Regions from separate parts of the Homo sapiens genome. Here region 1 is linked to region 2. The links are chromatin contacts, found by Hi-C or POLR2A ChIA-PET in ENCODE. All regions are on one chromosome and are shown on one strand. The core of a region is the stretch at or near the end of the contact, and the rest is flanking DNA. Distances in the headings are between cores, read along the strand shown. Region 1 holds the start of RAB39A (RAB39A, member RAS oncogene family). Region 2 overlaps CUL5 (cullin 5).

Evidence for each region. Hi-C counts contacts between places; a loop is a spot of excess contacts on that map. ChIA-PET counts read pairs that join two places held with the same protein, here RNA polymerase II (POLR2A). Pooled maps may share reads with other maps.
Region 1: a pooled map shows a loop between it and region 2 (2.3-fold over the local background). The contact joins the promoter of RAB39A here to the enhancer-like site in region 2. A Hi-C loop is called at or near these places in 1 of 50 pooled maps. POLR2A ChIA-PET finds 5 or more read pairs at or near these places in 2 of 52 experiments (Panc1 and WTC11).

Annotation. Positions count from the first base shown.
Region 1 is chr11:107,925,041-107,930,075 of GRCh38, reverse strand. RAB39A (RAB39A, member RAS oncogene family) reads right to left here and starts at 1,628. Exons shown (of 2, transcript NM_017516.3): 1 at 1,281-1,628. The coding sequence starts at 1,507. RefSeq lists silencers at 1,153-1,372, 1,403-1,892.
Region 2 is chr11:108,066,724-108,071,758 of GRCh38, reverse strand. It overlaps CUL5 (cullin 5), which reads right to left. Exons shown (of 19, transcript NM_003478.6): 8 at 1,570-1,663. Among named protein-coding and RNA genes, the nearest start is that of ACAT1, 52 kb to the left of the region's middle. Within about 2 kb of position 1,603, at least 3 of the 41 ENCODE cell types and tissues checked have a DNase peak (open chromatin) inside an H3K27ac peak, as active enhancers do.

The DNA.
Region 1 (5,035 bases), core at 379-2,878, 140 kb after region 2:
ATCATTGCTAGGAACGGAAGCCAAAACTTTGAATGTTGGACCATTCTCACAGATGTAGGCTGATCTCATTCGCAGTGATGCTGGCTGGGGGCGAGGGGAAGCCATGTTTGGGAAGTCCCCTCATGGAACACTGCATTTCACAAGCAGAGTACTTGCTGACTAACGCAAAATGCTTCCTTAAATGAGTTCCAATGGATAATGCAGTCTTTAAGAAACAGAACAGTACAATACATCAGTTTCACCATCTTCCTCTAAAACGAAGTGCCTTTGAATCCTAGACATTTAAAATTTGCTTTAAACCTGCTTCCATCTCAAATATTCAGGAAATGCATATAATTTCATTTACTTTTTATTTACACAAGTCGCCTTTGTGAAACCCTTCATGTCCCCAGCGGATATTTAGGAGGAGACTATTCATTTGGATCCCTCCTTCTGTCTTTAGAAATATTATCACCCTGGAACGTTAAGTACTGATCATAAGCAAAATTAAAGTTCCTGGCGAATCTCAATATATGTCTTTTTCCCACCAAACATGACAAACTTCTAAAGACAACTCAACCCTTCACATACACACACACACACACACACACCCTCAGCTGTGCCAGTGTCCCTGATGTTGCATCTAGTTAACCTACAAGACCCATTCCCACGGGTCATGACCCAGTATTTCTGATGACCACATTCAGTGCTGTGAGGTGCCCAAACCATTACCGCATCCACCTCTCTGTGAACCATGCCCAGTGAGCTCATGCAGGAACCTGGGTTGGAGCGCTCCTTGCTGTGAAGCTAAAGGATCCATCACGAATCTGGGAACCCTCCCTCGCGGTTCTCCCCGGCCACACAGCGTGGGAGCCGCTGGGTTAGGGTAGGAAAAGGGGCGCCTGCTTGGAGGAGGGTGGTCGGGTCATGCTGTGCGCAGCCAGGGAAGCCGAGTTTGGGAAGAAGGCAGCCGGGGAGCCGGAGGGGATAAAAATACCCACAGGGGCTGAAAGAGTTGGGGAAGAGGGGGCGGCGAGGACGACCCCGGTTCAGGCGGGAAAGGAAAGATGGAAAGGGGGCGCAGGAAATGGGCGCCAAAGAAAGAAGTGAGAAATTGCGGAGGAGGAAGTCGTCCCTGGAAGAGGAGGGGCAAAGGGGAAGCGAGAATGGAGTGTTTGCACTTTCGAGAGGGAAGGGCCAGAGCCTCTCCCGACCAGGGCCGGCGGGGCGGACGCCTGGGGAAGGGGCGTCCGGGCGGGCTGAGGGGGCGGCGCGGTGCCCAAGGTCCCCGGGGTCCCTACCTGAACCGCTCCTGTCCCGCCGTGTCCCAGAGCTGTAGCTTGATCCTCTTGCCCGGCTCGATCTCCAGCAGGCGGGAGAAGAAGTCCACGCCGACGGTGGGGTCGCAGGCGGGGGAGCGCAGCCCGGGGAAGCGGCCCTGGGTGAAGCGGTGCAGGAGGCAGGACTTGCCCACGGTGGAGTCCCCGATCACGATGAGGCGGAACTGGTAGATCCAGATGGTCTCCATCGCTCACGTGCCCCGCTGGCTCCCGGGCCGCCCCACCCGCGGGCTAAGTTCGGCGGCGGGAACTGTCCTTTCAGCACCTCGCGGGCGCCCGCCCGCCGCCTTCCAGCATATTCCTGCGGCTGCGGCCGCCGCCTGGTGCCCGCCCTCTCGGGAGAGAGAGGCGGGGCCAGGCCCGGCTAGGGGCGGGGCCTCTGGACGGGGGCGGGGCGGGGGCGGTGGCGCGTGGGAGGGGGAAGCAGGTTTGCTGCCGCGAACTCCCGCCCCTGACCGGCTGCAAATCACTCTCCCTCAACGCTCACTGGGCGCCGGCAGGAAAGTGGGCGTGGCGGGAAGACGTGACAGCAGCAACAACCAAGGAAAATGAAGCAAGGTCTCAACTCCGGGAGGGTCAGCCAATGAAAAGTGAGAGTCGTTTTCTTACAGGCGTCAGGGCGGGTTGGTCAGATTAGGGCTCTGATTTTGGAAGTCCCTGAGGCCATAACTTGGGTCATTGCTTTGATTCCTCTTTTTTTTTTGTCCCCCAGGCTGGATTGATGTGGTGAGATCTCGGCTCATTGCAGCCTCAAGCGATCTGCCCACCTCAGCCTCCCAAGCAGCGGGGACCACGGGTGTGAGCCATCACACCTGGCTAATTTTCTTCTGGGTTAAAAAAAAATTTTTTTTTTAGAGATGTGGTCTCGCTATGTTGCTTAGGCTGGTCTCAAACTCCTAGGTTCAAGCGATCCATCCACCTCAGCCTCCTGAGTAGCTGGGACTACAGGCGGGGGCCACCACATCCCGCTAATTTTCTAACTTTTTGTAGAGATGGGGTCTTGCTGTGTTGCCCAGGCTGGTCTCGAACTCCTGACCTCAAGTGATCCTCCAGGCTCAGCCTCCCAGTGCTGGGATTACAGGTGTGAGCCACCACACCCTGCTTTCTTGTCTTGATGAGAGCCACCTCCAAGGCATTTTAAGGTGAAGGAGTTTTGGGCAGGATTGAAATAAATTTGCACAGCCAGTTCTGGGTGCTTCTAGCAAGGGCTCTGGCTGTTGCTGCGTGCTGCCACTGTCTGTTCTTCACTGCTATGAGTACCACAGAAGAGTGAGAAACGCCAAGTATCATCCCCATACCCTCTGGGGCCCTCCAACCCTGGGGACAGTGGCAAAAAAAAAAAAAAAAAAAAAAGCCGGGGAAATGTTGAGAAGCTCATGAAATTTTCAGCTCTCCTTGGTCTCCATTGTTTAAGTCAGAAAAAAGCGAACAGGTGGTCTCTTAGCTCATGTCTGATTAATGATGTAAGTAAACAAAGCAGAACTTAAATTCTGGTGAGATCTTACTACTTTCTTGTGCCTTTCCTCAAATTGAGTAATAGTGACGTCAAGGTTTATCTTTAAAAAGTGAAACAGTTTAAAAGTGTGTGTTAGGCCGGGCGCGGTGGCTCACGCCTGTAATCCCAGCACTTTGGGAGGCTGAGGCGGGTGGATCACCTGAGTCAGGAGTTCGAGACCAGCCTCAACATGGAGAAACCCCGTCTCTACTAAAAATACAAAATTAGCCGGGCGTAGTGGTGCATGCCTGTAATCTCAGCCACTCGGGAGGCTGAGGCAGGAGAATTGCTTGAACCCGGGAGGCAGAGGTTGTGATGAGCTGAGATCGTGCCATTGCACTCCAGCCTGGGCAACAAGAGCGAAACTCCATCTCAAAGAAAATAAATAAATAAATAAAAGTGTGTGTTTAGGCCGGTCGCAGTGGCTCACGCCTGTAATCCCAGCACTTTGGGAGGACGAGGCGGGCAGATCGCCTGAGGTCAGGAGTTCGAGACCAGCCTGGCCAACATGGCGAAACTTCGTCTTTATTAAAACTACAAAAATGGCCGGGTGCAGTAGTTCATGCCTGTAATCCCAGCACTTTGGGAGGCCGAGGTGTGTGGATCACAAGGTCAGGAGTTCAAGACCAGCCTGGCCAAGATGATGAAACCTCCTCTCTACTAAAAATACAAAAATTAGCCACGCACGGTGGCAGGCGCCTGTAATCCCAGCTACTCGGGAGGCTGAGGCAGGAGAATCGCTTGAACCTGGGGGGCAGAAGTTGCAGTGAGCTGAGATGGTGCCACTGCACTCCAGCCTGGACGACAAAGCAAGACTCCTCGTCTCAAAAAAAAAAAAAAAAAAAAAAAGCTACAAAAATTAGCCAAGCATGGTGGCACATGCCTGTAACCCCAGGTACTTGGGAGGCTGAGGCAGGATAATCGCTTGAACCCGGGAAGTGGAGGCTGCAGTGAGCCGAGATTGTGCCATTGCACTCCAGCCTGGGCAACGAGAGCAAAACTCCGTCTCAAAAAAAAAAGTGTGTGTTTACCAAAACAAAATTTTCAACAATTCCACTTTTTTCTTGTGCACATCCCAAATTCTTATATCGATATTCATCCCTATTTCCTTTGCTGTTTTGGAGGAATTGGTGTTGGCTGTGTTTAATCCCCTTTCACTTATCTTTTTGGGGCTTTTCCCAACAGTTGACTTTTATTTCATACCTTTTATACCTTGAATCTCCCCTTCTCCAGTGGCTTCTGCTCCTCAGCCTATAAACATGCTCAATTATCTACAATTCTAAAACTAAGCAAAACACCTCTTCATTACGCTTCCCCTTCAGATTGTTGACTCCTCCATCATTCTCCTTTTCAAATATCAGAAATGATGATCTATTATCATTTCTCATCTACCAGTTAGTCTTCAAGGAGGCTTATATACCCCTAACATACTCTCTGTGCCTAATATACCACTGCTTTTGATAAGGCTGTCAGGGACATCCTAATTATTAAATCCAAGCCCCCACCCCCACCATCCTCACCACCACCCCACTGCAGTGTCATCTAGTTTTAGTTGTCATTCTCCTTTTTTTTTTTTTTTTTTTGAGACGGAATCTTGCTCTGTCGCGATCTTGGCTCACTGCAGCCTCCGCCTCCTGGGTTCAAGCGATTCTCCTGTCTCAGCCTCCTGAGTAGCTGGGACTACAGGCGTGGGCCACCACACCCAGCTAATCTTTGTATTTTTAGTAGAGACAAGGTTTCACCATGTTGGCTAGACTGATCTCGAACTCCTGACCTCAAGTGATCCACCCCCCTTGGCCTCCCAAAGTGCTGGGATTACAGGCATGAGCCACTGCACCTGGCCATGACTGAATTTTCTGTAAGCACAACCTGAACACCCTTATTCCTTGGCTTCCACAAAAGCATTCTCTCCTAATTTTCTGTTCTTTTTAACCTTCTTCAATGACTCCTCTTTCTATGATTCATTTCTTCAATACTGAAGATCTTAAGAGATCCTTCCTTCATCTCTTTTCCCTCTCCCCACTTTTACCTTCACTTTGGGCTTTTTCTGGCAACCTCATGTACTCCAGTGACTTCAGTTACCCCCTTACCCATATCAAATGTCTTCCCCCAATCTCTGCTCTGTATTCAGGACCCGCATTTCCAACTACTTCTCTTAGATATTGGATATGCATTTCAGACTCTACGTATCTGTGTTGGTTAGGATTCTTTGAAAAAAACT
Region 2 (5,035 bases), core at 354-2,853:
GCAACATGGCAAAACCCATCGTTACACAAAAACAAACAAACAAAATTAGCTGGGTGTGGTGGTGCATGTCTTTGGTCCCAGATACTTGGGAGGCTGAAGTGTGAGGAATGCCTAAGCCCAGGAGGCTGAGGCTGCAGTGAGCCGTGATTGCACCATTGCACTCAGCCTGGGTGACAGGGCAAGACGGTCTCAAAAAATAAAAATAAAAAAAGTGATCAAATACTGCAAAACCCAACTCCTTTCTTTAAAAGGTCAGTCATTTGGCCAGAAGCAGTGGAGATCAGCCTGGGCAACAAGGTGGGGCTCTGCCTCTACAAAAAATACAAAAATTAGCCAGGCATGGTGGTACACGGCTGTAGTCCCAGCTACTCAGTGGGCTGGGAGGTGGGAGGATCGCTTGAGCCCAGGAGGTCAAGGCTACAGTGAATTGTGATCGTGCCATCGAATTCCAGGTTGGGCAACACAGCGAGACCCAGTCTCAAAAGAAAAGGTGAGTCATTTGGTTTTCAGTGCAAAGGAATATTTATTTACACACAAGATTAGTTTATTTCATAAGGTAGTTGTAATACTACATATACAGCCATATCATCAAAAGGTAAAAAACATGAGTAATAATTACGAAAGCAACTATATTAGAGATTAGAATATAAAACTGTATTCATAAATAATTTTTCAATTTACAAAGCACTTTTTCATGTTATGCCATTTTATTGACCTTCACAAAAACCCTACCTCACGGTACTGATTACCACTAAATAAATCCTTTTGAAAAGAGTGCAACATAGATCAGACATAACTCTAATTAGACTGGCACACAGAATACAAGTATTTTGTTTACGCCAATAAAGCAGCTTGCTTTTTACTACTGAATTACTCCTAAAAAGTGTATGAACTTAAGTGAATTGAAATATGCACTTTAAATGCAACTAGAGATTAAACAGGACCTTGCAGTTAGATATAATAAAACCTGGAAACTCAGTAGAAGTACGTTATTTAAAAAACAAAAGCAAAAAAATGTTAAAAGCAGTTTTACTGGGGTAGTAGGTATATGTACAATTTTTTTTTTTAGTTTGTTATATACTTGCTACCTCTCAAAACACATCTTTTTAAGAAAACATTGAAGTAATAAAAAAATCCTTTAGAAATCTTATAAAGTATTTTGGGGGACAGAGATGACTATTAACAGGGAGTGTTTTATTACATTCTAAAAAGATTCATCACAAGGTTCCACACAAAAGTCAAATACCTGGTTCTAATCTATAACATATGTTTCCAGTTTAAACTGGCCTTTAAAAGCAGTGTCTTGCTTTTGAGAAAAAAGTAGAAATTCACCATACACATACACAGATGTTGATAGCTAAGAGGGAAAATGCTTAAAATTTAAGTTTATATACTCTTAGCAGTGCCTCTGTGTTAAATATTTTATCTATTTCCTTAAGTATAGTTCACTCTAACAGTTCCACATATACCTATGTGGAAAAGAATTAACTAAGAGCAACTTAGTAAGTGATTTGTTTCAAAGATACCCTCTTAGAAGATTATGATAACTTTATGTGATGTTTTACCTACTTTCAGTTTCATTTCTCTTGATCATGCCTTGGCACTCAGCTAAGATAGTCTCTTTAAATGATGTCACCAGGGCATTTACACAGCATTCCATGAGCTGAAATATATCAAAAATTAGTCAAGGCTACTATAAGCTGTATAGCACAAATCTATTCTAACTCACAAAATAAAACAATATTGTTCAACAAAAAAAAAATTATACTGAAAGTAGATTTCACTTACCTTAACTATAGGATTATTGAAGATGGATATGCTATACTAGTTTACCAAAGTGTATTTTCCCCTAAGGAAAAAAACTATAGAACTAGACTCTCTTTAGAAATTTTAACAAAAGTCCTCAAGGAGGGGAGAGAAAAATATACAAAACCAAACTTTGATTAACTCTTCCTGTCTGGAGAGAACCTGTTTTAAAATTAGGTTATAAAATTCTAGAAGTGTGAATACATTCATTCAACAAACCATTATTGGATGCCTACTACGTGCAGGCACTAAGGAAGTATTTAAGAGACAAGAATAAGATATAATTCCTGCTCTCGAAGAGATCACTGTCTAATTGAGAGTGAGGAGGGCAGTAAACCTACACTGCTAACTAAATATAACTCAGTTAAGTGGCATCACACACATACACAAACACACACAAAATAAAAAAAAACTTAGAAACTACTTTTTTCTAGGGTAGTTAAAATGGCCTCATCCACAAGTTGGTATCTAAATGGGATCCTGTAAAGTAAGTACAAGCCCTAAAATAGGTTACGTATTCTAGGAATACCAGGAAGCTTAAAATGGTAGAGAAGAAACAGACAGTGGAAGAGAAGGCTAGAAAGATAGGCTGCAACCAGATTATGAATGAAAATCTATGATTTGGGGTTTTATTTCATAGGTAGGGAAGGAAGAACAAAGGAAGGTTTTTTTGTTTGTTTAAGAGACAGAGTCTTGCTCTGCTGCCCAAGCTGGAGTACAGTGGCATTACTACATAGCTACTATCATACCTCACTACAGCCTTGAACTCCTAGGCTCAAGTGATCCTCCTGCCTCAGCCTCTTGAGTAGCTAGGACTACAGGGATGTACTATCAAGTCTGGTTAATTTTTTAAACTTTTCTGTAGAGATGATGTCTTGCTATGTTCCCCAGGCTGGTCACAAACTCCTGGTCTCACATGATCCCCCTGTCAGTCTCCCAAAGTGTGGGATTACAGGTGTGAACCATCAGGCCTGGCCCCAAGGAAGTTTTAAACAGAGGATAAATGTAATGAGATTCTCCTCTCCTCAAGTCATTATTAAAGATCAGTATAATGGTAGTAAGGCAGGTGGTAAGGAGTGGGTGGTTGGGATATGGTAACGAGGCTGTTGAACTATTTCAGGTAAGATAGCAAGGGTCTAGTGCTCTAGGAGGCCATCAGGAAAATCTAAATGAGGCAGAAGATATCATGTCATCTCTGCTCCCTCGTGTCATGTAATTATTTACTTCTCTTTTGGGGATCAGATGAAATTAATAGGTTGTGAGGACTAAAGTTAAGTACAATAAGGCTGATATATTTCTTCTGAAAAACAAATCATCTATCTGTAAATTAAGGGAGGCAATTATGTGTCCCTTAAAAATTTTTTATTAAAAATTCCTTTGGAATTGACATAATGTTGGTAACTACTAAAGCTGAATTTAGGTAATGGGGATTCATTATACTGTTCTTCCTACATTGTAAAAATGCTTAAAATTTTCCGAATAAAGAATTTTCTGTGGTCCCTGCGAGTTGGGGGGCTGAGGTGGGAGGGTCAGTTAAGCTCAGGAGGTCAAGGCTGCAGTAAGCCTTGATCATGTCACTGCAGTGTAGTCTGGGCGACAGAGCAAGACTGTCACAAAACAAAACAAAACAAAACAAAAAAAAAGGTTTTTTCAGGCTCCTCTACAAGAATGATGCTGATGACTTTTAAATGCATATATCCATGTATATTTCTGTCCTAAGAAAATAATACACATGGCTGGGCGTGGTGGCTCATAGCCTATAATCCCAGCACTTTGGGAGGCTAAGGCGGGCGGATCACCTGAGGTCAGGAGTTCAAGACCAGCCTGACCAACACAGAGAAACCCCATCTCTACTAAAAATTAGCCGGGCATGGTGGGTGCCTGTAATCCCAGCTACTCGGGAGGCTGAGGCAGGAGAATTGCTTAAACCTGGGAGGCAGAGATTGCAGTGAGCCGAGATCGTGCCATTGCACTCCAGCCTGGGCAACAAGAGCAAAACTCCGTCTCAAAAAAGGAAAAAAAAAAGAAAAATAAAGAAAAGACTACACATATAAAATGGTTAAGAAACTCTTTCCTTGCAAGGTGGAAATCTCTGCCCCAACTGCTGAGTAATCTTATTCTATAACATCACTGGAATAGGCCCAACTAAACACTTCCACCTTAAGCAGTGAAACCAGATTGAGCATAGGTAAATCTAACAATATATAACTAATAGAGAACAAAGACAAAGTGGAATCCTAATAAACTCTAAGCTCTGTGTTTTCTATTTCATTGAAAACTTTCACTTGAACATTATCCTGTTCAGTGGTAGTTGAAATTTTGCAGATTCTAAAAATCCAGACCAGTGTGTTTCAGACTGTATGTTGTGAAATCAGTTTTAATGGCTGTGACCAGGTTTAAAAAAAAAAAAAATGTACATAGGACAGAACAAAAAATATCAGAGTGTATCACATATTGTAACAATGAATATTATTTCATAAGACTTTTGTTTCAGATATGTACAAATAAACAGTATATTCTAAGCCACAATATAAAATGTATTTCTTATGGTGGGTTACAACGAGGATTAAAAGGAGAGCTAAATTGACAACATAATTAAAGTAAACTGAGAAGAATTTGGTAAATGCTTAAATGAAAGGGATTAGGGAAATAAAAGGATGTTGAATCCATTTCTAGCTTGAGAGGTTAAACAAATTATTATAACAGGTATCCTTTAATGGGCACTTACTTTGTACCAGGCATTATGCTAAATGCTTTACATATAGATCTCATTTAACCCACATGGCAACCTCATGAGGCAGATACTTACTTTATGAGGACATAGACTGAGAGTAGCCACATAACTTCCAAATGTTGCACAGTTGGTTCATAAGGTCTTGAGTTATAATTTGAGGCCAGGTATGTATCTCCATAGCCTCCAACTTTTCTTACTACAGAAGTAGAGCATGTACATACTTAGTGATGGCTACATGCTCAGAACTGAGTTACGTGTTTTAAGGAATAGAGAAGTATAAACATGGTTCATGCCCTCAATGATCTTACAATCCAGTTGGAAACCCATAAACTATATACCTAAAAACATGTGTATGGTTCATATGTACAGATGTGTATGAAAAGAAGATCTTCACTAATAAGCAAATAACTGGAAAATGCATCATTACTATACTATAAACTTAAGGACAAAGATTGTGCTCTGTCCACAGCTATAAAGACTGTGCTGTGTCCTGGC